Linked DNA regions of Homo sapiens: region 1 is linked to region 2. A link is a loop called in an ENCODE intact Hi-C map of the cell type or tissue named here. Cell type or tissue: PC-9. All regions are shown on one strand. Each heading gives the region's core, and the rest is flanking DNA. Links, peaks and the distances in the headings are about the cores only. Region 1 overlaps SYNE1 (spectrin repeat containing nuclear envelope protein 1). Region 2 has its middle 35 kb from the start of FBXO5.

What was found. Peaks named below come from ENCODE experiments on the same cell type or tissue, not always from the same donor. Only the 100,000 strongest peaks of a DNase experiment are listed, where the experiment ranks them.
Region 1: it touches region 2 in a loop (5-fold over the local background); 3 of 110 quality-filtered maps call a loop at or near these places.

The regions. Positions count from the first base shown.
Region 1 is chr6:152,267,077-152,279,978 of GRCh38, reverse strand. SYNE1 (spectrin repeat containing nuclear envelope protein 1) reads left to right here. Exons shown (of 146, transcript NM_182961.4): 98 at 1,699-1,890; 99 at 10,693-10,824; 100 at 11,814-11,923. Among named protein-coding and RNA genes, the nearest start is that of SYNE1-AS1, 110 kb to the left of the region's middle. In PC-9, for the core only: no CTCF peak of the experiment used is centred there; DNase peaks (open chromatin) are centred at 6,148, 6,738, 7,748 and 9,498; H3K27ac peaks cover 1,462 bases.
Region 2 is chr6:152,941,781-152,954,682 of GRCh38, reverse strand. No RefSeq gene overlaps it. Among named protein-coding and RNA genes, the nearest start is that of FBXO5, 35 kb to the left of the region's middle. In PC-9, for the core only: CTCF peaks have their summits at 6,126 and 6,327 (motif pointing right); a DNase peak (open chromatin) is centred at 10,982; H3K27ac peaks cover 1,158 bases.

The sequences.
Region 1 (12,902 bases), core at 3,186-11,185, 670 kb after region 2:
TATTATATTCAGTTTTTTTCTTTTGATTTTAAAAGAAATTAAAATCAAACATTTTCTTGGGGCTCTAAAAGCATCACAGACCCTCAGCACTGTACTTGCTGTGCCTAATGGTAAAATCAACCCTGCACAGAATTATGTTAATTTCTTAACAATAATCCTCAGGAAATCATCTTTTAATTCCTATTTTAATAAAAGTATTACTCTTCTACTTAGTTCTAGTTTTTTGGTTTGATGTTATATTCTTTTTTTTTTTTTTTTTTTTGAGACAAGGTCTCACTTTGTCACCCAGGCTGGAGAGCAGTGGTGCAACCTCAGCCCACTGCAGCCTTGACTTCCTGGGTTCAAGCAATTCTCCCACCTCAGCCCCGCAAGTGCGGGGAGTACAGGCACGTGCCACCACGCCTGGCTTATTTTTTTGTATTTTTTGGAGAGACGGGGTTTCACTATGTTGCCCAGGCTGGTCTCAAACTCCTGAGCTCAAGCGATCTGCCTGCCTCGGCCTCCCAAAGTGCTGGGATTACAGGTGAGAGCCACCACACCCAGCCTGACTTTATATTCTTAATTTTGATTTTGTATAGGGAAATGAAGTATCTTTTCTCATTAACAAATTACTTTATTTAATATAAAGAAGAAAGTACATTTCAAAGGGTGCAGAATTAACATAAAAACAATGATTTATAAGGAAAGTAAAACTTTTTTTTGTTTTTTTTTTTAGTCTTTTTTGTTTTTTGTTTTAAGTCTTATCTAGGAAGAAGAAAGGCTATTTTTCTTTTTCTCTAATTTAGTCTCCATTTTAGAGGAGACCTTGTCTCAAAAAAAAAAAAAAAAAAAGAAAAGAAAAGAAAAATTGAGAGGCTCAGGCAAATTTTTTATGGACCCCTCTAATACCATAACAGACAATTAAAAGTCACCAGACACAGTGGCTCACACCTGTAATCCCAACACTTTTGGAAGGCTGAGGTGGGAGCATTGTTTGAGCCCAGGAGTTTGAGACCAGCCCAGGCAACAAAGTGAGACCTTGTTTCTGTTGAAAAAATAAAAAATTTAGCCAGGTGTGGTGTCACATGTCTGTGATCCCAGCTACATGGGAGGCTCAGGCAAGGGGATCCCTTGAACCCAGTAGATGGAGGCCGCAGTGAGCCATGTTCATGCCAAAGCACTCCAGCCTGGGCAACAGAACAAGACCCTCCCTCAAAAAAAAACAAAAACAAAAAAGGGCCAGGTGCAGTGGCTCTCACTCCTGTAATCCCAGCACTTTGGGAGGCCGAGGTGGGCGGATCATGAGGTCAGGAGATCTAGACCATCCTAGCTAACACGGTGAAACCCCGTCTCTACTAAAAAACAAAACAGTAGCCGGGCATAGTGGTGGGCGCCTGTAGTCCCAGCTGCTCGGGAGGCTGAGGCAGGAGAATGGCGTGAACCTGGGAGGCGGAGCTTGCAGTGAGTCAAGATCGCTCCACTAAACTCCAGCCTGGGCGACAGAGTGAGATTCTGTCTAAAAAAATAAAAATAAATTAAAAAATATAAAAAAAAAGCCTACAGACTACTTACTCGTCAAGGCCGTGGGAAAACTACAAAAAATCATGAAAGCCTGTCCGTTTCGTAAAAGACTCCAAAGGGCTGTATTTCACTGTGGGAAACAGTCTTTGCAGAGGCTGGGGAGATGTGTGAGTTTCATTCTTATTTCTGTTGCTGCAGAATATGCTGGTGGAAATAGAGCAGAAGGTGGTGGCTTTATCAGAACTGTCAGTCCACAATGAGAACCTGCTGCTGGAGGGCAAAGCTCACACCAAGGACGAGGCCGAGCAGCTGGCTGGAAAGCTGAGAAGGCTCAAGGGGAGCCTGCTGGAGCTGCAGAGAGCCCTGCATGATAAGCAGCTCAACATGCAGGTGAGGGTTCCAGCCGCTGGCCCACAGCTGAAAGTTGGCACACTGTTCACGTGCTCCTTCTAAGGTTTGCCAGGTAAAGGAACAGGTTGGCGGTGACGCGTACTTGTGTGTGTACCTGCTTTACGCTGACATTTTAGCATGCAGCTTTAAGTTTACACTCTTGGACTTTGGCAAACATTTGCAAATAGATTTTGTTAGGACTACTAACAACAGCTGTTCAGCGGAGTGGTGGAGGCAAAAAGCACTCTGACATGAAAGTAACAATGAGAGGAGAGGAACTGGAGAGGGAAAGTAAAGGCTACTCCAGGAGTGTTGCTGTAAAGTGGTATATAGAGGAATGAGATAAGCTATAAGGAGAAGTGGGTCAAAGAAAATTTTATCTCTTTTTTTCTTTTACATTCATCACAATTTGAGTATTTCATTTTAAGATCAGAAAAATAATAAGTTTACACGTTGATGGAAATAACTCAATAGAGGAAAAGTTGGTGAAAAAGGAATGTGGGCAGGGCGCCGTGGCTCACGCCTGTAATCCCAGCACTTTGGGAGGCCGAGACAAGCAGATCACTTGAGGTCAGGAGTTCGAGACCAGACTGGCTAACATGGTGAAACCCCATCTCTGCTAAAAATACAAAAAAAAAAAAAAATTAGCTGGGCCTTGTGGTGGACACCTGTAATCTCAGTTACTCGGGAGGCTGAGGCAGGAGAATTGCTTGAACCTGGGAGGTGGAGATTTCAGTGAGCCGAGATTATATCACTGCACTCCAGTCTGGGCGACAGAGCAAGACTCTGTCTCATAACAAAAAAAAAAAAAAAAAAAAAAAAAAGAAAAAGAAAAAGGAGTGTGATTGCAAGAACAATCTTCTTGTTGGGGAGGAAACGGATAGGATAAAAAGTACACAGGCCAGGTGCGGTGGCTCACACCTGTAATCCCAGCACTTTGGGAAGCCAAGGCTGGCAGATCATGAAGTCAGGAGATGGAGACCATCCTGGCTAACACGGTGAAACCCCGTTTCTAATAAAAATACCAAAAATTAGCCGGGCATAGTGGTGGGCGCCTGTAGTCCCAGCTACTTGGGAAGCTGAGGCAGGAGAATCTCCTGAACCTGAACCTGGGAAGCAGAGGTTACAGTGAGCTGAGATCGCACCACTGCACTCCAGCCTGGGAGACAGAGGGAGACGCCGTCTCAAAAAAAAAAAAAAAAAAAAAAAAGAGTGCAGAGTTTGGTCTTCCCTACCCTTCTTGCTAAGTAAGCCAGGGACCAAATAGTTTAGAAGCCCATTAGCTGCCCCAACCCTATAAGCATCTGATGGTATCATCTGCTCCTTCTTGTGGCCTAATCCAAACTGTGCCTTCCTTTACCATTTACACCTTTCTCCTGCAATAATGGTTGAGACCAGGCCAATCTGTTCTCCAAGTAAAATGAGGAGGGAGGGAAAGCATCTATGTTGGAATACAAATACTGGTAGGAAGTAGGACATAAATATTGTTAACGGAAACTTCATGGAAGTTCACTGTGATTGCTTCTGTTTTCTCAGTGTGAGGATGATTGTTAGGACTAACCTATGTATTTTTTTTTTCGGCTTTTTGCTGATGATATGATTATATGATATGGAAAACCAAACTTAATCAACTAAAAACTATTTAGAAGCAATGGAGAAATTTAGGAAGATGACTGGCTTATTAAAAATATGAAGTTAGGTCATTGAAAAGCATAAAAGAATCCAACAAAAAATAAAAATTAAAAAATGAAGTCAGCCGAGCACAGTGGCTCACGCCTGTATCCCCAGCAATTTGGGAGGCCAAGGCAGGTGGATCACCTGAGGTCGGGAGTTTGAGACCAGCCTGGCCAACATGGTGAAACCCCATCTCTACTAAAAATACAAAAATTAGCCGGGTGTGGTGGGGCATGCCTGTAATCCCAGCTGCTTGGGAGGCTGAGGCATGAGAACTGCTTGAACCTGGGAGGCAGAGGTTGCAGTGAGCCGAGATTGTGCCACTGTGCTCTAGCTTGGGCAACAGAGTGAAATCCTGTCTCAAAAAAAAAAAAAAAAAAAAAAGAAGTCGAGAATTTATAGTTTTTACATAGACAAAAAACAAGTTAGAGGAATAATGTAATATCCCATATAAAATTTTGAAAATGAAGAGTTTTGAGGGATTATTAGTCTTATCATATATGTGTGTGGATTTTTTTTTGTTTTTTTTTTTTTGAGACAGGGTCTTGCTCTGTCACCCAGGCTGGAGTGCAGGGACGCAATCTCAGCTCATTGCAACCTCTGCCTCCCAGTCTCAAGTAATGCTCCCACCTCAGCCTCCTGAGTAGCTGGGACTATAGGCGCGCACCACCTGCCTAGCTAATTTTTTTAATTTTTTGTAGAGATGGAGGTCTCTCAATGTTGCCCAGGCTGGTCTTCAACTCCTGAGCACAGGCAATCCACCCACCTCAGCCTCCCAAAGTGCTGAGATTATAGGCGTGAGCTACCATGCCCGGCCAGTCTAATCACATATTAAAATACAATATTACAATAATTAAAATAGTTTGGTGTTGGCGCAATAAATATGTGAACAGAAAATTAAACAATAACTATTCCAGAAAGAGATTTGGTATGTAAAGGAATTTGATAAATATTTTAGGTGGCATTACAAATCAGTGGACAAAATATGACTCACTCTGTAAATAATCACTTGAAACGTGATAAACTGTATTTTCTACCCCATATTTTACAGAAAAATGTATCACAGGTGGATCAAAGATTTCAATATAAAACTTAAGTCTGCAAGGTACTCAATGTATGATTTTTTTTTTTTAATCTTAGGATAGGGAAAACCTTTGCCAGTATACCCCAAACCCATAATTTTATAGCTTCTTTTAAACTAATACATTGGCAGGGCTTGGTGGCTTATGCCTGTAATCTTAGCAGTTTGGGAGGCTAAGAAGGGAGAATTGCTTGAGCCCAGAAGTTCAAGACCAGCCTGGGTATCATAGCAAAACCCCATCTCTACAAATAATAAAAACATTAGCCGGGCGTGGTGGCACACGCCTGTGGTCCCAGCTACTAAGGAAGCTGGGATGGGAGAAGCTGGGAGGAGGTGGGAGAATCCCTTAAGCCCAGGTGGTTGAGGCTGCAGCGAGCTATGATTGTGCCACTGCACTGCAGCCTGGGTGACAGTGTGAGACGCCAACTAAAAAAATAAACAAATGGGCCATGGCTCCCACCTGTAATCCCAGCACTTTGGGAGGCTGAGGCAGGTGGATCACCTGAGGTCAGGAGTTCGAGACCAGCCTAGCCAACATAGTGAAACTCCGTCTATACTAAAAATACAAAATTAGCCAGGTGTGGTGGTGGGAACCTGTAATCCCAGCTACTCAGGAGGCTGAGGCAGGAGAATCACTTGAACCGAGGAGGCAGAGGTTGCAGTGAGCCGAGATCACGCCATTGCACTCCAGCCTGGGCAACAGGAGTGAAACTCCATCTCAAAAATGAATAAGTAAATAAATAAATAAACAAATAAAAATGAAACTACTACACAAAAATAAAAAAGTTCTGTATGACCCCCCTTCCCCACCCCCAAAAAAGTAACCAAATTGAAAGACATAGACAGGGAGGAATGAGTAACACAAAATAAAACAAAAGACATAGACAAACAGGGAAGAAACTATGCAATTCACAAATCTTTTGTAAAACAATAAGGAAAGATCAAATAATAGAATATGGACAAAAGATATGAAGAGATAATTCACAGGAAAAGAAATATAAATGGACAATGAACATATGAAAAGACGTTTGAACTCTGTGTTGGGTAAATAGATGCAAATAAAAAATATAACTTTTCACTTGGATTTACACACTTGAAAATGCACATGCAATGTGACTTTGTAATTAAAGTCAAAAGAAAAGGTTACACATACTAAAACTGAACAGAAGTAGAATGATTTTCTAGCTGTAAAAGTAGACAGCAATTCACCTAGTTTTGTAAACAGCTATTATAGGTCTAATATATAATGCTTTCTTCTATTTTCAGTGGTGATCTCTGAATGAACTTAATTTCTAAAGAAGCTAAAATAAAGGGAAAGCCTTGAAAGTTTCCTAGGTAGGATAGCAATCATTTATAAAGCTCTTATTACTCCCTTGCCCCACCCTACCGCTAGAGGCAGGTAGTAAGGGAAGGGGCGGCCTGATCCTCACTCACAAGCACAAGAGGGATTAAACAAGGCAGGAACCACAAATTCCAAGGTCTCGTGGCCTGGGAAGGGCAAAACCAATGAGGGGAGCAGGCCCAGCCTGGCCCTTGGCAAGCTGGTCTCCTGTCTAAGAAGCAGCTGTTACTAAGCTCTAGCTATTATCACACAAGAATTTACAAGTGGCATTGCTGGATCTTCTAGTTTTTCAAGAGATAGGGAATGTGGATTTATTTCTAAAGCCTCCCAACTTTTAAACGTTGACATTTAAATCTAAAATTTTAAAATAATTTGTGTGCCAAAGAAAGCATATCCACAAGCCAGGATTGAAATCTGTTTATCTTTTTCCCATTCATTATTAACGAGGTGACCTGGGGCAAGAGCCTTAAATTTTCCACAACTTTCTTACGGATCAGTTTTCTCATCTGTAAAATATGGATAATAATATTTAACTTAAAAAAATTCTTTAGAACATGTGGAAAAAATAATCAAAAAGAAAAAAAACAGTGAGGATTTAAATGCAAGTAATACAATAAATGCTCAAATTGCAGCAGTTAAAATAATTAATAACAATAACCAACTGTTTCCAAATCACATTCTTTGAGACGAAGAAGCTTCTGCTATGCTGAAAGGCCAGGCTTGAGACTTAGCGGGCTGGACTGAGCATGTACACACCACTGTGGTGTCCACACCCAGCAGATCCTGCCCAGGTCCACGGGAATTCTTTAAACTGAGTCAAGTCCTGACCCTGCCCACATTGGGTGAAGTGTAAATACAGAAAAATGTGGTAGTGTTTTACTACATGGAAATTGGTTACTGTTTATTTTTAAACTATCTATAAATTCCATCATCTTTCATCTAATGAAGTTCCCAGCATATAAAATATTACTAGATCTTTTAAAATAATTAGAGCTTCCTGGAAGATTGTTTTTCCATCTGTGGGAAGAAAAGGAGCCCTGTTTACATTATTATTGCCATGAAAAGGATCATGTCCCTTTATGTAGAAAACTAAAAATAATTTGGAGTTAATCTGAAATTAACTAAAGTTAATTGCAGAAAACAAATCATCCATTAAATGCAGCCCTCAGCAATGTTAATGCTCTTTAATTGGGGCTTGGATGATTCAGGAGGGTTGGAATACCTTCCTAAGTCTGTAAGCACACCATTACTTAGTGCTACTGAAGCTGGGAGATGGTAATACCTCTTACCTCCATTCCTTTTAACTAATTTGACTTGCATGGGTATCAGTGAATGACTATGCTTTTTTGTTTCCTATCAAATAGACTGCTTCTCTATGTGAAGATCTTAAGGGCATGTAGTAAGATCTCCTGAATTACGTGGTATCTTCATGAAGCTGGGTCTTTTTCACACATTATCATTCATTAAAAGAACAGAGAGATTGCCCCATAAAATAATAAAAAGCTTTATAAAGAAATGTTTTATGTAATGTTTAGCACTGCCCAGTCCTCATTCATCTTCCAAGGAATGTTCCTGGCAAAAGTGGTTACTGTTCTAGTATTTCCAAAATAAAGTTTATGTAGCCCCACCCAGTGGGGACTGGTGACAGAAACCGCCTAACCTCTGCATTCCCTAGGCATGGCAGAAAACTGTTATCACACCTCAGAGAAAGTAATTACCATAATTACATTCCTTCTGGCTGCACCTTCTTATCCCCAGGGGAAAGAGAATGAAATTTGAACTGGATTCTTAATCATGGTTTGCTTCCTGTGGTCCAAGTCTTATGTTTCACAATGACTAAATCATTCAGAGAAAAATTCACTCACTGAAAAACTGAGTCTAACCGCATAGAATCTGAATATATATCTGTGCATATAAAAGTGAGGAAGTTGTTAAGACCTAACATTTCGATTGTCAGTGTTCCAAATCCAAATTTGGTGTAAGGAACTTGAGCCAACCTCTCTCAATCAGACCATAGTAACTGGTGTAGAAGAGCGTGTTGGGCTCAGGGCTCGGAGAATTTTCCAAGGGAGTCTTCAGGCCGGGCTCTGAAAAACAAATTTTTGCTGAAGAGAAAAGCAGAGAGGAAGTGGCCTGGATCCCACAAAAGCAAGTCAGCAGGTCATGGCCAGGGCCACTACTTTGGCAGCTGGAGCAGCTCTGATGGGGACAACTTTCAGTCTCGTCCACTGATTTCTTGAGGCCATTTTCTATGGGTTCCTTTTGAACTGCTGTTTCAACTTTGCTTGGAAGAACCAGGATCTTTTAGAGCTTATTCTTAGAAGGTGGTGGAGTCTTAGATGAGAGAGAATCTGTTTTCATGCAGAAAATCATGGGTTCCAGTTCTGGGAGAATGCCCATCCACCCAAACTTCCCATCTCTAGGAAAATCACTGCTTATCTTTGAGAAATTCCGCAGAAGGTGGAGAATTTAGTGTCACTAGTCACCCATTCTGAAGGTCTTGCAAAATGCAACTAGCATATATTAGACCATTGCACCCCCGTTGTTCTACCTAAACTGCAATCTCTGGCTGGATCATCTGAAAGGAAAGGAAGTACCTCTGAGCTCGGGTGGGCTCAGAATCTGGGAGAAAGTTTTATATACTATTACCTACAGGTTTTTACTGTTCATTTAGCTTCAAGCACCGACACCGCCTTGCAAAGATAAAGATAAAGTCTATTAGACAATTTAATCATGAGATTCTAATGAAAAAAAGAAGAAACAGAAAGGTAAACAGATCCCATCTATTTCCCTAAAATGGTGAGTATAAAACTCTGAAAATAGGAGAGCGAGAGAAGGGTCTCTGTGGGCAGTTAGGTTGGATGAGCTGGAATGGCTGGGTCCCATGTTGTGCTCAGACATTGCAAAGAACAACCAGGGGCAGGCGAGCAGCAGCTCCAGAAATAGATGGCAGGAGGCTCCTCCGTGGAAGCAACCTGTAAAATATCCTTCCTCTGCCCCATGGTACGCCAGCCCTGCTGTCCTCTTCACTGCTCTGTTCTCTCTGAAATGGCAAATTTCTTTCACCTTAGGGTCTTTGTGCCAACTGTTCCCTGGGTCTGAATGCCCTCACTCTAGATCTTTGCAAGGCTGGTGGTCTCTCGTCATGCAGAGTGCAATTGTCTCTTCTAAAGATGCTTCCTTAGGCCTCCCTAAAACTTTCTATCCCATTATCAGTCTCTGTAGGCCTTATCTTCAGCTCAGTTATCTGTTTGTTTATAGTCTAACTCCCCACCAGGGCCCTCATCTGGCTTCCAAAACACTCCCAGCTTCTAGAACAGTGTCTAGTGAGTGCTTATTAAGTAGTGAATGAGTTATATTGAAATTATAATTTATCCTTTGACAGATGAATCTATGTGAGTAGAAAAGCTCTCATTCAGAACTAATCCCATTTGATGTGCAACATTTTAGGGCCTTTCAAATTCCATTAGAATAATCAGGCAGGAAGGATCAACTCTTGCCTAGGTGCTGAGTCATTACTTTGGTCTTTCTCCTTTAGTCAGACTTTCTCCAAGCCAGCTTAGCAATGGGCCAGTTTCTGGTGATGGTGATGGAGGGAGTGAAGGGTACTTTTTCAGAGATCTCACCTTTAATAATCACACCACTGACCTCTCAAGGCTCAATTAAGCTTTGAATTTGTAAAATGGTAACCACACGTGCCCACAGTAAATGACTTTTTTTAATGTGCTAATTGATGGTTCTGAAAGAAAGACTCTTAAAGAGTTTTCATCTTTGAGTACAGTCTATTAATTATGTAGGTCAGTCTATAAATATTATTATATAAACAGCAGACTCTCAAAGATAGAGAATTCTAGGAATAATTTAAATCTATCGCCCTAGTAGGGTAGACACAGAAGGTTTACACAGACCAGTATCAGGGATGAGGCTTCCTGCCTAGTTCAGTGTCTTGGGACTTGAGTTACTGTGGTGGAGGTGAGGCTCTGTGACATAGAGGTCAAGACCTGGTCTGTGAAAGGTGGAACAGAGGATGTCCAGCCGGCCTGGGAAACCCTTGTTTAGACTCCTTGCCTCTATGCTGCAGTACATTTTCTCCCATATGAACTGAGAATCAAATTTAAGTTCTTACTGAATTCCAGAGAGTATGATGCCTTACAGAACAGTGAACTTTTTGCTTCTCAAAGACATTAAAATGTCTTTGATTAATAATCTTTTAGAAAAATTTTTAGGAAGATTATTCTAAAAATCTTTCATTGTCTGGACCTGGATTAGAGAAAGTGACATAAGGCAGGGTAATGCTTTCACGGGAGAGACACAATTATTGTGGGTAATGATCATTTGAGAAACAGTTTACCTTTGTGTGACTTAAAAAACAAACTCATCAAAGGATCTTGAGTTATGTTTTTGTGGAAAAAAAATCTGGAATATCTGATGACCACATTGGTCAGCTAAAAGACTAACCTCTAAATATATGGGTTTTCCCCTCAAACAGTTCTATGTGTGATTATCTGTATGTTGTTCTTGCTCCTGCAAATGCCATAACTTAGATGGGTTTTGTGTTACTGTTTTTTTTAAAAAATGTGGTTTCACATCCCAGTGGAGCCACTTTGGTATCATTACATAGATCACACCAAAGTAGCCTTCTCTCCCCTTTGGTTAAGGTTTTCCGGTGTGTAGCATGACTTGATTTCTGCCTCGTTAAAAGCAGGGAACAGCACAGGAGAAGGAGGAGAGCGATGTTGACCTAACAGCCACGCAGAGCCCCGGCGTCCAGGAATGGCTGGCCCAAGCTCGCACCACATGGACCCAGCAGCGGCAGAGCAGTCTCCAGCAACAAAAAGTAAAGTGTTTCCTACCTCTCTCTAGCTTGCAGATCTGCCCAGAGAAGAACCTGAGAGGCATATTTCAGAAGGACAGACAAGTTGCTTCTGTACTAAAGACAGAGTGTCTCTTTATCTTCTCTTTGAATGAAGCAAGATGTTGGTGTTTCAGTGTATTGACTCATGACCACTGGGATGATTGGTCATTTGAAAATCCAGTCTTTAAGAAAAGCTTGTGTTTAGGTTTACAAATAGTGTAACATGGCTCTCATCTTCTTTACCAGAGATACCTATTCTGTTTTCAGATTTGCCCTCTGAATCTATTTAATTTTAATATAAATCTCAGGAAAGCCTTTTGAGGTTTGGTGAAAGTGTAAGTTGCATGTTTGTTATTTTTTTTAATGAATGCAGTTTGTATTTTTACTTTCAAGTAGATGTCGTTACAAAATAGGATTGCTAATTGTTGCCTAGTGAAACAAATGAACTTTGATGAATAAGAATGATTTCTCATTGGTACCTTAACTGTATGTAAAAAGCATATTCAAATATTTTATTTTCTCAAATAACAAGAGGATTTATTATAAATAATGAAGAATTAAAGCCAAATCTATTGATAACCTAATTTATCAATTAAGTGGAGAACTTAAAAAGCCACTTTTCCCAAGGATCTATCCTTTTAGCATGACAATATTGATTTTGAAAAATGAGAGTACATTTTGTACCACTTGAGGGCACTATTGCCCGGCAAAATTTTCTTTTCCCATTGGTGGTTTTTTTTTTTTTTTTAACCCCCAGATTTTTCAGAGGTATCCTGTATCAAAGCAAAAGAACACTACAGAGTACTTTGGAGACACATTTGAATATTTACATAAACCTCATGCTTTATGCAATATGCAAACTTAAAAGCTCACTACCGAAGTTCTCTGAGAATTTTATAGCTAGAACTATGATTGTAGGCAATAATCATAAAGTAGCAAATGTGTTTGCGTTTGTCCTTTCCCTTGAGCAGGAGTTAGAACAGGAATTAGCCGAGCAGAAGAGTCTCCTTCGCTCAGTAGCCAGTCGTGGAGAGGAGATTCTAATTCAACATTCGGCGGCAGAGACCTCTGGTGATGCTGGGTATGTTTCAAAATGCTTCCATTTTCTCTTCATTGTGTTTCCCTGACATTTGAAGAAAAGTAAACATCTCACTCAAAATTTTATTTTAAACATCTTCTGCAAAATTTAGTCATCTTATTTTTACTTTAGGGTAGTAAATGTACCTGCATTTTGAACATTCTGTTGCATTGCCTGAGCATAGCGCCTGTAGTAAGCTTACTTGTTTGCCCTCCTTCCAGCCTGCGCAGCCTATCTGTCCAAAGATGCTCATGAGTTCATCTTTTTAATCGAATAAGAAATGCATTATAAATGAGATGCATGATGTTTCTAACTGAATGATTGTATCTCACTGGAGAGCATTCTCTCTGTAAGAGCTTATCTTGCCCTAACAACATTCTAAAAAATAAATGCAGGGGCCCGTTAAATATTTTGAAATCTTGGTCTGGAGTGAAGACTTTCAAAGTCTTCTACACAGAAGAGTCAAGAAAAATTAAGGAAGTTGGAGAATTTTCAAGTTGAAGACTTTTATTTAAAAGGTCATAGAGGAATTGCAGCAGTGTGGAAGCACCACTATATTTTGAGGCAGGTCTGAGTTTTATTCTAGTTCCACGAAGGTCACTTTGGAAAAGTCACTCGACTGTGAGCCTCCTCTGTAGAATTTAGAATAATAATCCACTAAGGTCATCACAGAAGTTTTGTGATAATTATGAATGTCAACTGAGAGGATATACAGGAAAACTTTCTTTGAAATCTAAAACATAAAAAAAAAAGTTTTCATGCAACCTCTGTGTTTATGTATTACTAAAAGTTGTAATTTGGTAGTATCCTTTGGCAAATAACTTTGACTCCATTTCCCATTTCTGAATAGTCATTTTTTAGGGGAAGTAACATAAAGGAGGAAATATGTATTATGAAGGTGGTTTTGGAAATATTATTTGTAATACCAAATAATTAAAAAGACATAAATGCTCACTACTATAAAAAAGTTGAAGAAAATTTT
Region 2 (12,902 bases), core at 3,323-11,322:
TGACGTGGAATTGATACTGGCTTAGGTACAGGATGACAGCCACCTTGTGGCTGTATAGAGTGTTCTTCAAAAAAGAGCTCACTCTCCCCAGGCCAAAATAGGTTTAAGACTGGTCTAATCACAAAAATGGACTATTTTGAGCTTGTTACATAAGGGAGAATGGATAACGTCTAGATGTATTTTCATGGTTCCTGTGATATATATGCTACTTTTAAAAATTATTCATTCTTTACAGAAAGTCCTTCTACTAGCTTCAAGCTTACTCAAACTTCTTTTTTTGTATTCCAGCATCCAGAGAAGACCTATGTGTTTTCTAGATTGAATTAAATAAAGTCTATTTTGAAAGATTCATTAGATGGCTTACGTTGTGGCAAGAATACATGACAAGACTCAGAAAGGTCCTTAAGCTTACCCTGGCCAAATATGGGCTGAACTTGAAGGCCAGCTCTGGAGTGACTTCTGGTCAAACCACTTACCAGGCTATGTTCTCACATGGTTATATCTGGCCATCCTAACATAGTATGGGACCAACTGGAATTTCAGATTGGTTGAGTGATTATTTAATGGCAGATACAGCTTCATTGAAGCCTTTATTCTAATGAGGAATGTTTAGGGTTGGCAGCCCTGTAGTAGCTCAGTTGGTATTTATAAATGGCGGGGATTATATTTTAGTGTTAAAATCTCAGTGTGTTCATATGCACTGGTGTTTTGTGGGTGTTCTCAGCTTTCGTCTCACACAATTCAGTGAAACAAATACCATATTAACATATTAGCACTGAAGCCTGCTTGCCATTCTCCAACGCTCATGTTAGAGTGTTATCTGGAATTCAGAAATTAGCATTTTCATGTCCTATGTCCAGAAAGTGTGTCATACCCAGTATATACAACTTGAAGACCTGCCATAAAGACTGCGTATAAGGTCTGGTGCGGTGGCTCACGCCTGTAATCCCAGCACTTTGGGAGGCTGAGGTGGGTGGATCACCTGAGGTCAGGAGTTCGAGACCAGACTGACCAACATGGAGAAACCCCGTCTCTACTAAAAACAGAAAATTAGCTGGGCATAGTGGCACATGCCTGTAATCCCAGCTACTCGGGAGGCTGAGGCAGGAGATCCGCTTGAACCCGGGAGGTGGAGGTTGTGGTGAGCCGAGATCGTGCCACTGCACTCCAGCCTGGGCAACAAGAGTGAAACTCTGCCCCCCCACCAAAAAAAAAAAAGACTGCATATAAGAGAAAGAAAAATGATAGTACCTCTACTAATTTCTTAAACTCCTAATTCTATCTTGACTGTTTGGCATTATTCTCTTTTTCCCCAATTCTGCTTCAGCAATGTAAATGCAACGCCACAAGATGGTGCTGTTATAACATCATACTTTTGAATTTGTCTATTCATGTGAAGTTGACTGTAAAAAGGGATGAAACAATATTACTGCTATTCTATTCAATGTACGTTGTCAGAATATAAAATGAAGTCTGCATGAAGTGTTAAGCTAGGATAGGAAGATATAAACAATTTATTTTTTGGTCTTGAGTACGAAAGACACAAATCTTGTTTCTCTTCGACATTTTTATCCACTGCTTATATTTAAAGTCTAGATCTGCACTATGCAATGCGGTAGCAACATGTGGCTACCACACACTTGAAATGTGGCTCTTTCAAAGCCAAACTGAGATGTGCTGTAAGTGTAAAATAAACACTACATACTGCACACAGGGAATGAAGAAAAGCAAAATCTCAGTAATTTTAAATCGACTACATGTTGAAATAACGATATGTTGGATATAGTGGAGTAAAAAAAATACTATGAGCATTAATTGTACTTGTTTATTTTTACTTTTTTTGTGTGTGGCAATTAGAATTTTCTTTTTGAGACAGAGTTTCACTCTGCCGCCCAGGCTGGAGTGCGATGGCGTGATCTCGGCTCATTGCAGCCTCCACCTCCTGGGTTCAAGCAATTCTCCTGGGGTTTCACCATGTTGACCTGGCTGGTTTCAAACTCCTGACCTCAGGTGATCTGCCCAACTCTGCCTCCCAAAGTGCTGGGACTACAGGAAAATTTTGAATTATATATGACCCACTTCTTTATGTTTCTATTGGACTGTGTTGGTCTAAGACCACACAATAAATAAGTACCAGAGGAGTCTTTCCTGGCACCGAAACCTAAATATGTCATGGTATAGTAACCTAATAGTAACCTAATACCCAGATCTCTCATAATTTTAAAAGACAAGTCAAGTTATAGATATGGAGATTGGAGGGCATTTCCTAAATAAAAGAAGGAACAGATTTCATTTGAATTGACTGTAATAGTATCCTTCCAAACTCCTACCCCTCGTGGTTTTGCAGTGACTGACTCATTTGGCTTCTGCCCTTAAACTGACAGGAAACTACTGTTATCAACAAAGGTCACCTAGAAAGTGGTCAGTAAATATTTCTGGAATGAATCAATGAATGAAAGGATGACTAGATAGATTCAGGTAGACATCTTCTCTGAGTGTGAATGGAGTGCCATTAAACTTGGCTTTGCCTCTGCATTAGAACCTGCTGTGACCTTTTCAAATGCCTTCTCTACTCACTTTCCTCAGAAGTAAACTTTTCCCTTCATCCTGAGCTTTGAAGTCTCTCAAGAATCTGTAAGTCTAGGTTTGCAAAGTTTTACTTTGCTAATGCCTCATTTGTTTTGGTTTCTAAGGCTTATATTTTGGTCCCAAATCCATTTACCTATTGGAGACAGATAGGAATGAAGATAATGGTCAAAAAGTCCAGCTACACTTTATCATTTGGTTTCCAAAGGCTTGGACTTTATATTCATGTGAGGATTAGAGAATAGACAAAGTAATAAAAAGAAGTGCCTGGTCATTAGAATGAAAGTGCAAATGGAAGAAACTATTCACTCCTTTCTTTTAAGCACTGATAGTTAAATATCCACTACATTTTGTTAATATAATTTTTTTTTTTTTGCAACAGTCTTGCTCTGTCACCCAAGCTGGCATGCAGTGGTGCGATCTTGGCTCACTGCAACCTCCACCTCCTGGGTTCAAGCACTTCTTCTGCCTCAGCCTTCTGAGTAGCTGAGACTACAGGCGCACGCCACCATGCCCAGCTAATTTTTTGTATTTTTAGTAGAGATGGAGTTTCACCATGTTGGCCAGGATGGTCTCGATCTCTCGACCTCGTGATCTGCCCACCTCACCTCCCAAAGTGCTGGGATTACAGGCGTGAGCCACCGCGCCTGGCCAATACAATTCTTTTTATGTTGACAATATGCAAAAGATAACTGTATCCATGAGTAGAAGAGGGTACATAGTCATATATTAGATATATCCGAACTTTTATTTACACACAGTACCTGTAGGATAATAGTGTCCCAAAATGTAAAGAATGATATTTTACCATTAGATATCTCTGCTTTGCAATTCTAACCTTTCCACATACTATTTAACCTTGGGCAAATTTTTAACATCTAAGAGCTTCAGTTTTCATACTTATAAAGAGAAGGCAATATTGCCTATCTGATATTATTAACAAAATGATTAAATTTGAAAATACAGATAAAATACTAATGCAATTTCTGACACAAAATAAATGAGTGTAGCTGTTGTAGATCTTTTATTAAGGCCAAAGTGTTAATGCTTACAAGTATCTGTACGTGTATGATAGTCAAAATAATGAAGTCCCTTAATACATAATTCTAGAATTTTGATAAGACTGGAATAATCTGATGCTAAATTTTCTATCTCATATTTTATTTACTTCTGAGAATTGAAAAGCTTTTTTGTCCTCAGTAGATAAGCAGAGAAAGTAAACTTACTACTAGAAAATAATTCTGTTAAAGTGTGGACTGAATGGATCTTAAAATGAATTCAAAGCTCACACTTAAAAGTTTAGAGCCATTCATTTATCTGTTTGTTTACAAAAACGCTTATTGAGTGCCTTCTATGCATAATGAACTATGCTGGGTGACGTCTAATGCAGAGTCTTTCTCAACCAGGTGTCCAGGAGAGAACTGAGCTTTCATAACCTAGTGCGTCTATTATATGTAATGAGTTAACATTTTTCCTAGGCATCTAGAATGGTACAAGTTATGTACCTTCCTTGAGGAAATTAGGAAAATTATCACGTAAATAAGTTTCTGGGTTGTATGGCCAGGTAGGAAGTCCACCTGAGAAAGTCTAGGAGGCAGGGAGAAAAACCAAAAATATATACTAATTAAAATAGAAGATAAAATGAAATAAATGCAAAATAAGCAAAATATAAAATGGAACGGAAGGAAAATTACTCCTAACAAGACGATCAGAACAAATAAATTACTGAAGGGAATCTTGAATCATGAAAATCATTGCCCTTTTTTTTTTTTCTTTCCCCTCTTTAAAATGTGCAACCTATTGTATTATGTCCTGGGATTGTTTCAGGGGTGAAATGGTCAAGAAGCTTATGTGGTTTCTGGAGAAGTGGTAAGGGCAATTGAGGGGTACACTAGCAAATTACTGTGTGAATTCAGAGTGGGAAGGCAGATGCCTTCAGAAATTCCTTTGCTACTGTGAAAAAAAGTAAATGTCATAATTTATTTTCTCCTCATACTATGAAAACCAATATCTATTTCGCTCTAAGAGTTAGGAAAATTCCATAGAAAACTTTTTTAAAGCCCTAAGAATAGGATAGCAGAAGGGAAAACTCAGGGGCGACATTAGAGATTGTGACACCCCAGAGAAAGACATGCATTAGTGACCCGAGTTCTAAACACACCTAAGTAGTTATTTATTTTTAAGGACTAGTGCTAATCTTTTTAACTAAACTTTTTTGTTTTTTCTTTTTCTTTGAGACAAGGTCTTGTTCTGTTGCCTAGCCTGGAGTGTAGTGGCATGACCATAGCTCACTGCAGCCTGAAACTCCTGGGCTCAAATGATTCTCCCATAAATTAGAAGCATTTTAAATAAGTAGGCGGTGGGCCGGGCGCGGTGGCTGACGCCTGTAATCCCAGCACTTTGGGAGGCTGAGGCGCGTGGATCACGAGGTCAGAGATCACGATCATCCTGGACAACATGGTGAAACCCTGTCTCTACAAAAAAATTAGCTGGGCGTGATGGAATGTGCCTGTAGTCCCAGCTACTTGGGAGGCTGAGGCAGGAGAATCGCTTCAACCCGGGAGGCGGAGGTTGCAGTGAGCTGAGATCGCACCACTGCACTCCAGTCTGGTGACAGAGCAAGGCTCCGTCTCAAAATAAATAAATAAATAAATGAACATTTAAAAAAATAAATAAATAAGTAGATGGTGAATTGGAGAAGGGTATGGTATAATGCTAGTGGATTTCTCTACTGAAAAATTAATTTTCTAGGACAAGGCATATAAGATCATATTCTTTCTTTCTAGATAAACTAACATTTACATAAAAGTCACACAGTCTCAGAAGATGGATGCACAAGCAATGTCCAGTGTCAACACCATCTTCCTGAGAGACCGCAATAAAGAAAGGAGAATCCCTAGCCAAAGAAGGTAGTTGAGGGTAACAGTTTCTCACTACTACAGGGAATACAGGGGATAGTGACAGAGTCATTCTGAGAATCTCTTGGCAACAAGGAGCTTGTCACTTTCGAGACCAAAGGGAAGAGGGAAGAGGACAGTAACAGTTCCCGCCCTTCCTCAGATGCCCGTATACAGGAACAGCACTAGTAACTTCATATAAAATGCTGTGCAGTCGTTGAGTTGGACCAGTCAACTTGCATTTAATGCCCATTGACTTTAATTGCTTGACTGCAAACTCTGATGAACAAAGAAATAATATATTATTCCACATAGGCTTTACCTGGAACTAAGGGGTGGGTAAGGAGTGCGGAAGTGGTTCCTAAGGCCTTAGGAGGGCATCGTCTCAGAAACCCGTGAATCTTGACAATTCTAGCAGTACAAAGAGAACGTCACATTTCCCGTTAGCAATTCATTCCTGAGAAGGTGGTGTACAGTAGATTCGTGATAATGCTTTTTGGCACGCTGATAAATATGTTTTTACTTAAAATTATTTCTACTAAGATTGCTAACACTGATATTATCCCTTGAGATTTTATCTTCAGTTTCCTTTGCACAGTTGTCACTCTGAAGGCTCTGCTGTGTGGAGTCAGCGTGCGAGGCATCTACAGCCTGCTGATTCCTTAGACTCTTGCTGGTATTCTTGTCTTGTTCCTGGAAGATTTTCCTGCCATGTTCATGAGCTTGAAAACTTTTCAAAAGCTCAGGATGTCAGTAAACTCGCCGTTTTCTGTTTCTATTGCACTTAATATTCCTTTTCATTTACTTCATTGGATTTCCACCAGAGGGCACAATAAGCCTAGCTAATCCACAGTTTAGAGCTATTCAGTACACGAAGTGTAACTTTCTGGACTTGTTTACGGTGGTTCTAATTTCATTACTCCAAGGTGTTGTGGTTAAGAGTGGGGTGTCTGAGGCCAAACTGAGTTTGGATCCCAGCTCTGCTATTTGCTAGCTCTGTGATCTTGGAGAATTCCTTAATTTCCTTTCTGAGTAAGTGTTCTTCTTGTAAAATGAGCATACCAATCTTCCTTTTGGGCTGCTGCGAGGATTACATGAGTTTAGACACATATCCAAAGTACTTGGAATATGTCTGGCATATAATAAAGCACTAAGGATAAATGATCTCAAATTTTAAGAAAATGACAGTTTTACTTACCTGGGAGTTACTTGGAAAGCATCAAAGAGTTGAAAGCTACTAAATAGAGAGAGTGTTAGGCGTGTGGCAAGGGCTACTTAATGTACATCATTTCTATCCAAGAGATATATGAGGAAGAAGTCTATGTTCATTTGCTCACTGATTCATCCCAAGTGCTAGAACAGTGCCTAACACATGGTAGGTGCTCAATAAATATGTTTTAAATGAATGGAAGATAACTTTATTAACTCATGTATACAGGTAAGAAAAATGGAGACTCAGGAAGTTGATAAAAGTTGCCCAGGGTCATACAAGTAAGTGAAATATGTTGTACTTTCACCCAAATCTATCTAATTGCAGACCAACTTTCTTTTGACAGGGTTGAAGAAAATGAACTTTTGGTTGACTCTCATAAGTGAACTGCCTGGCTGAGTTTTTCTGTTAGGAGTGAGACTGTAAGGTATTCTTTTTAGTAAGGCTTTAAGAAGATTGTTTCACCAAGATTTCAATGGTAGTTTGAAAAAAAAATAACTTAACATTAGTTACTTTCAATCAAGTCTAACAAATATTCGTAAATCATATTTTCCCTTAGGCATTTTGAAGTCTATTTTCCATAACCGAATGGAATAAGCAAAATATAAAGGAAAAAAAATCTTCATAAAGCTGCTTACATTTAAATTCACATTTTCTGAGAGCTCAATGGCTGATTCACAGTTCATGCTCAGCATGTTTGTTGAATGCCTGTGTATGAGAGGGAAAGAAAACAAATAACTATAGCCAAAATCTTCTAGTCCTTCAGTATATGATGAGCAGGCTGCTGACCAGCAGCTTCGGTGTCACCTGGAAACTTACCAGAAATGGAATCCCATCCCATGGCTATTGCATCAGAATTGGCATTTTAATAATGTCCCCAGGTAATTTATATGCATATTAAGGTTGGGGAAACTCTGCTCTAGCCGATATGGTTAACTGTGGAAAACAAATGATTGATTCCTATCAACTAATAAATCACATCACATTGAGAATGTTTCAAAAGCAAGAAATTAGAAGGAAATTTATGCTGGGCACCATAAAACTCCAAAATATTTTTTGGGGAGGGGTTGAGTGAAACTCTGAGAGAATGTGTTAAAAAATGAAACTGCAAATGGATGTGTTTATTCTTTTTAGAGACTTATACCCATCATGCCCATTTAGAAGAAGTTTTTTCAATTTTACAAATTGATTTCTTGCGTGGATTTACTTGTATGAAAGGTTTGATTTCCCTTTATTTATGGGCTTACATAGCCTGAAGTCATTTTATTGTCATATTATCCTTACACTGTGCGTGAATCATCAAAATGTTTTTCTTGAATCCAAGGCGGAGGTGGGGAGCCAGGCTAAAATGTATGAGACTGTCATTCTCTGTGACAGATGTCTCATGTCAAGTTATAAAATATTTCTGTCTATGAAAAGACAAAGAAATCTGCAGTGATATATACAAGGTTTAGTTACATGGAAATATATTGAAAAACATTTCTGCTTAATATACTATACTATATATAATACATGTATACATATATTATACATGCATGCATATATGCATATTTTGTATATGTAGACATCTATAGCTATCATTTTAGTGGTTTATATGTAATATCATTAAATACAAATCATTTTTATAAAATGTGTTATGCCTTTTCATGTCTTTTCACAAGTTTATAGTCACCAAAATATAATTTTTTATAATAAAAATAGATATTTGTCTTTGTAAATAGTTAAAATTTGTTTTTCAAATTTTATTTTTTTTTGTAGAGACAAAGTCTCCCTATGTTGCCGAGGCTGGTGTTGAATTCCTGGACTCAAGTGATTCTCCTGCCTTACCCTCCCAAAGTGCTAGGATTACAGGCATAAGCCACAGCTCCTGGCCTACTTTTAAAAATTATACCAGAGTATTAGTACCTGCATATCTTGGTAGAGTTTTTTTTGGTGTTCACTCATATCTGTATAGTCCAGTACAACTAAAAATTATTAATAAACTAGCAATAACAATAGTAATAAAGTGATTTCCTCCAATGATTTACAAATTTTCCTTCATCTACACATGATTTTTCATCTGAAAAACTGAACTTTTTCTTTTTAAAATATGACCTGGTTACTGCATTTTAGCCATCACTTGTGCCTCTGTGACTTGAAACTGACTCATCTGTAATATATAGAATATTTTGGTTAGATCATCTCTTAAATAACTTTTGGTTTGGTTCAAAACCAAAATGATAGTGTTGTTTTTCCCATTAAATTGCTATGAATTTGCACAAGGCCATAGATTTTATATTTTTAATGTTTTGTCCTTACTTCAAATGTTATTGAATAAACTGGCAGCATTGGTTGGCTCATTGAACATTTGAGGATTCTTTCCCTTCTGCCAAAGGAAAAGGGAAGGAAACAAACTGACATCATCAGTGGCTGCAGTGAGTTCACCTGGAAAATACTGTGCTTTACCTTTCTATTTTGTATTTACTTCAATAAAGCAGGTGCTCTATTCTGCTGAAAATAGTTTTGTATTTGTTTTTGAAGACAGTTGTGCTAACTGCTTTTTTCTCTCCCTCTTGTTTTTCAATGATGAGTCCATAGAAACTGCACTTCTATGCATTGGCAGTGCTGTAGTGATCTTTGGAAATGTAGTCAAATTGGAGAATTCCCTCGATATCAATAGTTTAGATCATTATCAATGGGAAAAATATTTTTTATACACTTGTTTATTTTAGTATACTCCTGTTTTGTTTCATTTGAAACTAGTTTTAGTGTACTGTGGAGTTCATAGTCAAGGTCCAAGTCTTATGATTTAATATCTGTAAGAAAAGAGAACAACAGATATAAGGAAATAAATAACCTTGTTTTTTTGTCAGTTAAATAAATTCCATGGAAATTTGATCTCTGAAGACTAATAAGCAAAGCATGATGCTCAAATTGATAGAGTAATATGAACATTTTTACCAACAGCAAGACCATGTCAAGAACTCGTTAACTGAAAATGTTGCTCTAGTCTCATCAAATCACCCAGTAGAAGAGTGGTGTTTTTTAAAAGTAAATCAGATTATGTGCTAGATACTCTGGAGGAAGAAAATCTCAGGACAAAATAGTCCCATCCTTAAGGAGGTTTCAATTCAGTGATAGCCATGGGAGTAATGCTGTACAAAGGGTCAGCTTCTTTGGTGAATAGATGTGAGCTCAAAAATCATTTCAATTACGCACAGATATATATACACACACACATATGTATCTATACACACATATACATATAAAGATATATGTATCCCAAAAAAAGAAGAAAAAAAAGAAAAGAAAAAAGTAATAAAAGCAAAAACAAACACAAAAGTTATGTATATCTTTAGTTTGTTTGAACCAGGTTTATGAATTTTTATTTTTATTTGTTTTACAATGTATTGTCATAGAGTCATAGTATGCTCTTTTAATTCTTTTAATTTTTCTCTACAGTTACTTTACCTTTTTCAGTCCTAATATATTTTATTTGATAATTCCTTTTGTCTTTATCCAGCCTCTTAAAAATATTTTTATTAGTCTTTAAAAAATATCAGCTTTCGGCTTTTTTGTGCATCTCCTTATTTTATTGATTTCTACATTATGAGTTTCTGTTCTTGTTCTTGCAATTTCCTTCTTTTTATGTCTTTGTACTCCTGCCACTGTTCTAGTTCTTTCTCTTGAGTTAAATAACTTAATGATCAATTTTCAATCTTTCTTTTTAAGCATAGGCAATTAGGGCTATGAATTTCTTTCCCAATATTACATCAACTCTAGGCCAAAAGTTTTAATATGTATTTTTTCCACTGGCATTTCATTATAAATGTTTTATTAGTCCCAATACTAACTTTTTAGACTCAAACATTACTTATAAATAAATGCTTTTAAATTTCTAAATAAATAGAATTTCAGGTGTGTCTTTTGGATTTTGATTTTGAATTTTATTTTACTATAGAACATACAGTGAGAAGGTGGTATATATGATATTGATTTTTTGATATTTGTTTTGGAGACTAGTGTGTAGTCCAATTCTATAAGTGTTCCATGTTTACTTTCAACAAATGTGTATTCTCTACTTGTTGAATATAGACTGCTGTTTGTGCTTGTTAATTGTATTATTTAAGCTTTCCAAATTCTTACTATTTTTTGACTGTTTTATCTATCAATTTTCATAGAGGTATACTAAAATTTCTTGCTATGGTTAGGGATATATCTATTTCCTCTTGCATTATTGCTACTATAACAACAGGGATAGTTTCTGAGTAATGTGTCCTTAGGCAATTTCATCATTGCGCAAACATCATAGAGTATACTTACACAAACCTATAGCCTACTGCACACCTAGCTGTATGGTGCAGCCTATTGCTCCTAGGCTTCAAACTTGTACATCTTGTTACTTCACTGAATACTGTAGGCAATTGTAACACAATGGTAATTATTTGTGTGTCTAAACATACAAAAGGTACAGTAAAAACATGATATAAAAGATAAAAAATGGTATACCTGTTTAAGATACTTACAATGCACAGGGCTTGCTGGACTGGAAATTGCTCTGGGTGAGTCAGTGAGTGAGTGGTGAGTAAAGGTGAAGGCCTAGGACATTACTTTAAATTGCTGTAGACTTTATAAAGTCTGTACAGTAAGGCTACACTACATTTATTTTAAAAGATTTTTTATTTTTTAATAATAAGTTAACCTTAACTTACTGTAAGCTTTTTACTTTATAAACTTTTTTTAACGTTTTGACTTTTCTTTTCTCTTTTCGATAGGATCTTACTCTTTTAGATAGGAACTTAGATAGATAGTTGCCCAGCCTGGAGTGCAGTGGCACGATCATGGCTCACTGCAGCTCAACGTCCTAGGCTCAAGCAATCCTTCCACCTCAACCTCCCAAGTAGCTGGGACTACAGGCACACGCCACCATGCCTCTCTAATTTTGCTCTTATTTTTTGTAGAGTAACATTAGTTACACATGGGCATTTCTAAGAGTAAATGATTATTGCATATTCTATGTTCATATGTTGTTTGAGGGTTTATTCCCCTATATCCTAACCACAATTTATGGTTTATTTAATAAAAAAACTTCATTCCTGTGGAATTACTGATGGAAGCATCACTGTATCCAAATTTGGAATATTCTATACCAAGTGTCAAACATATAACTTTTATTGACTTAAGTTTCCCCTGAGAATAAAACCTTGTGCAGGTTTGCATGAGGAGTCAAAGCAAAACGATGTTCTCTTTCTCTCCAGCATAGTTGAAGAATGGCTTTCTGAACTACTGGTATCATTAAGTGCATAACTAGTTGAACAAACCATCATAGGACCAGAATATCTCATGGCAGGATGCAATTTTAAATAGCCTCTAGTCTAATAAAGTTTCCTTTATGAGTTTTCCAGGCATGCAGCCAGGTACACCTGATTTATCTGCCATGAGAATTTTTCTGTTCTACTTTCAGAAACAGGGATAATTATGGCAACTAACATCATTGAGTGCCTTCTCTGTGTTAGGCATTAAGCTAAGCACTTTACATGGTATAAACTCATTTTACTCATCTAACTCCCTCCTCCACCCCTGACAAAAAACTCCTAAACTCTTTCAGCCAGGTGCTTTTTTTGCCTCTCATGTTACAAATGTTTACCTGGGGACTCTCAAAGGTGAAGTAACTTAAGCCCAGGTTTATCTGACTGGCAAGACTGTGTGCCCTTGGGCTTGAACGTGCGGCAACCTCCTGTCAACTCCTTCCACCATGGGGACCCAGCATCTTTACACTTTGCTTCCTCTCTCTGCCTTTCCACCTACTCTTTCTATTTAGAATAGCTTTGATACTAAACATTGCTATAAATTTAAGTCAAAATGCCATGCCTTTGGAGGACTCATAATTTCAGTCTTATTCCTAACTGAGGTAAAATAATACATCTTGTGGAATAAACTTTGGGATCCTTAAGAAGATATTTTGGGAACAGGAACCTTCCTTGAGGCCTCTGAAATCAACCCACAGATCTCTACTCCTTTATGACTAAGACTGACCTTTATGGACACTATTAGCTTTTTAGCTCTCCACTCCTGGAGCTATAACAACCATCTCAGATGAAGGAAAAAAAATGGAGGCTACAGATGATGTATAAGTGAGTCACAGGAAGAAAATGATAATGTATCTATTCCCAGATGGCAGTTATATTTTAGGATAATCTACCTTTCACCAAATACAGGGTGTGGACAGA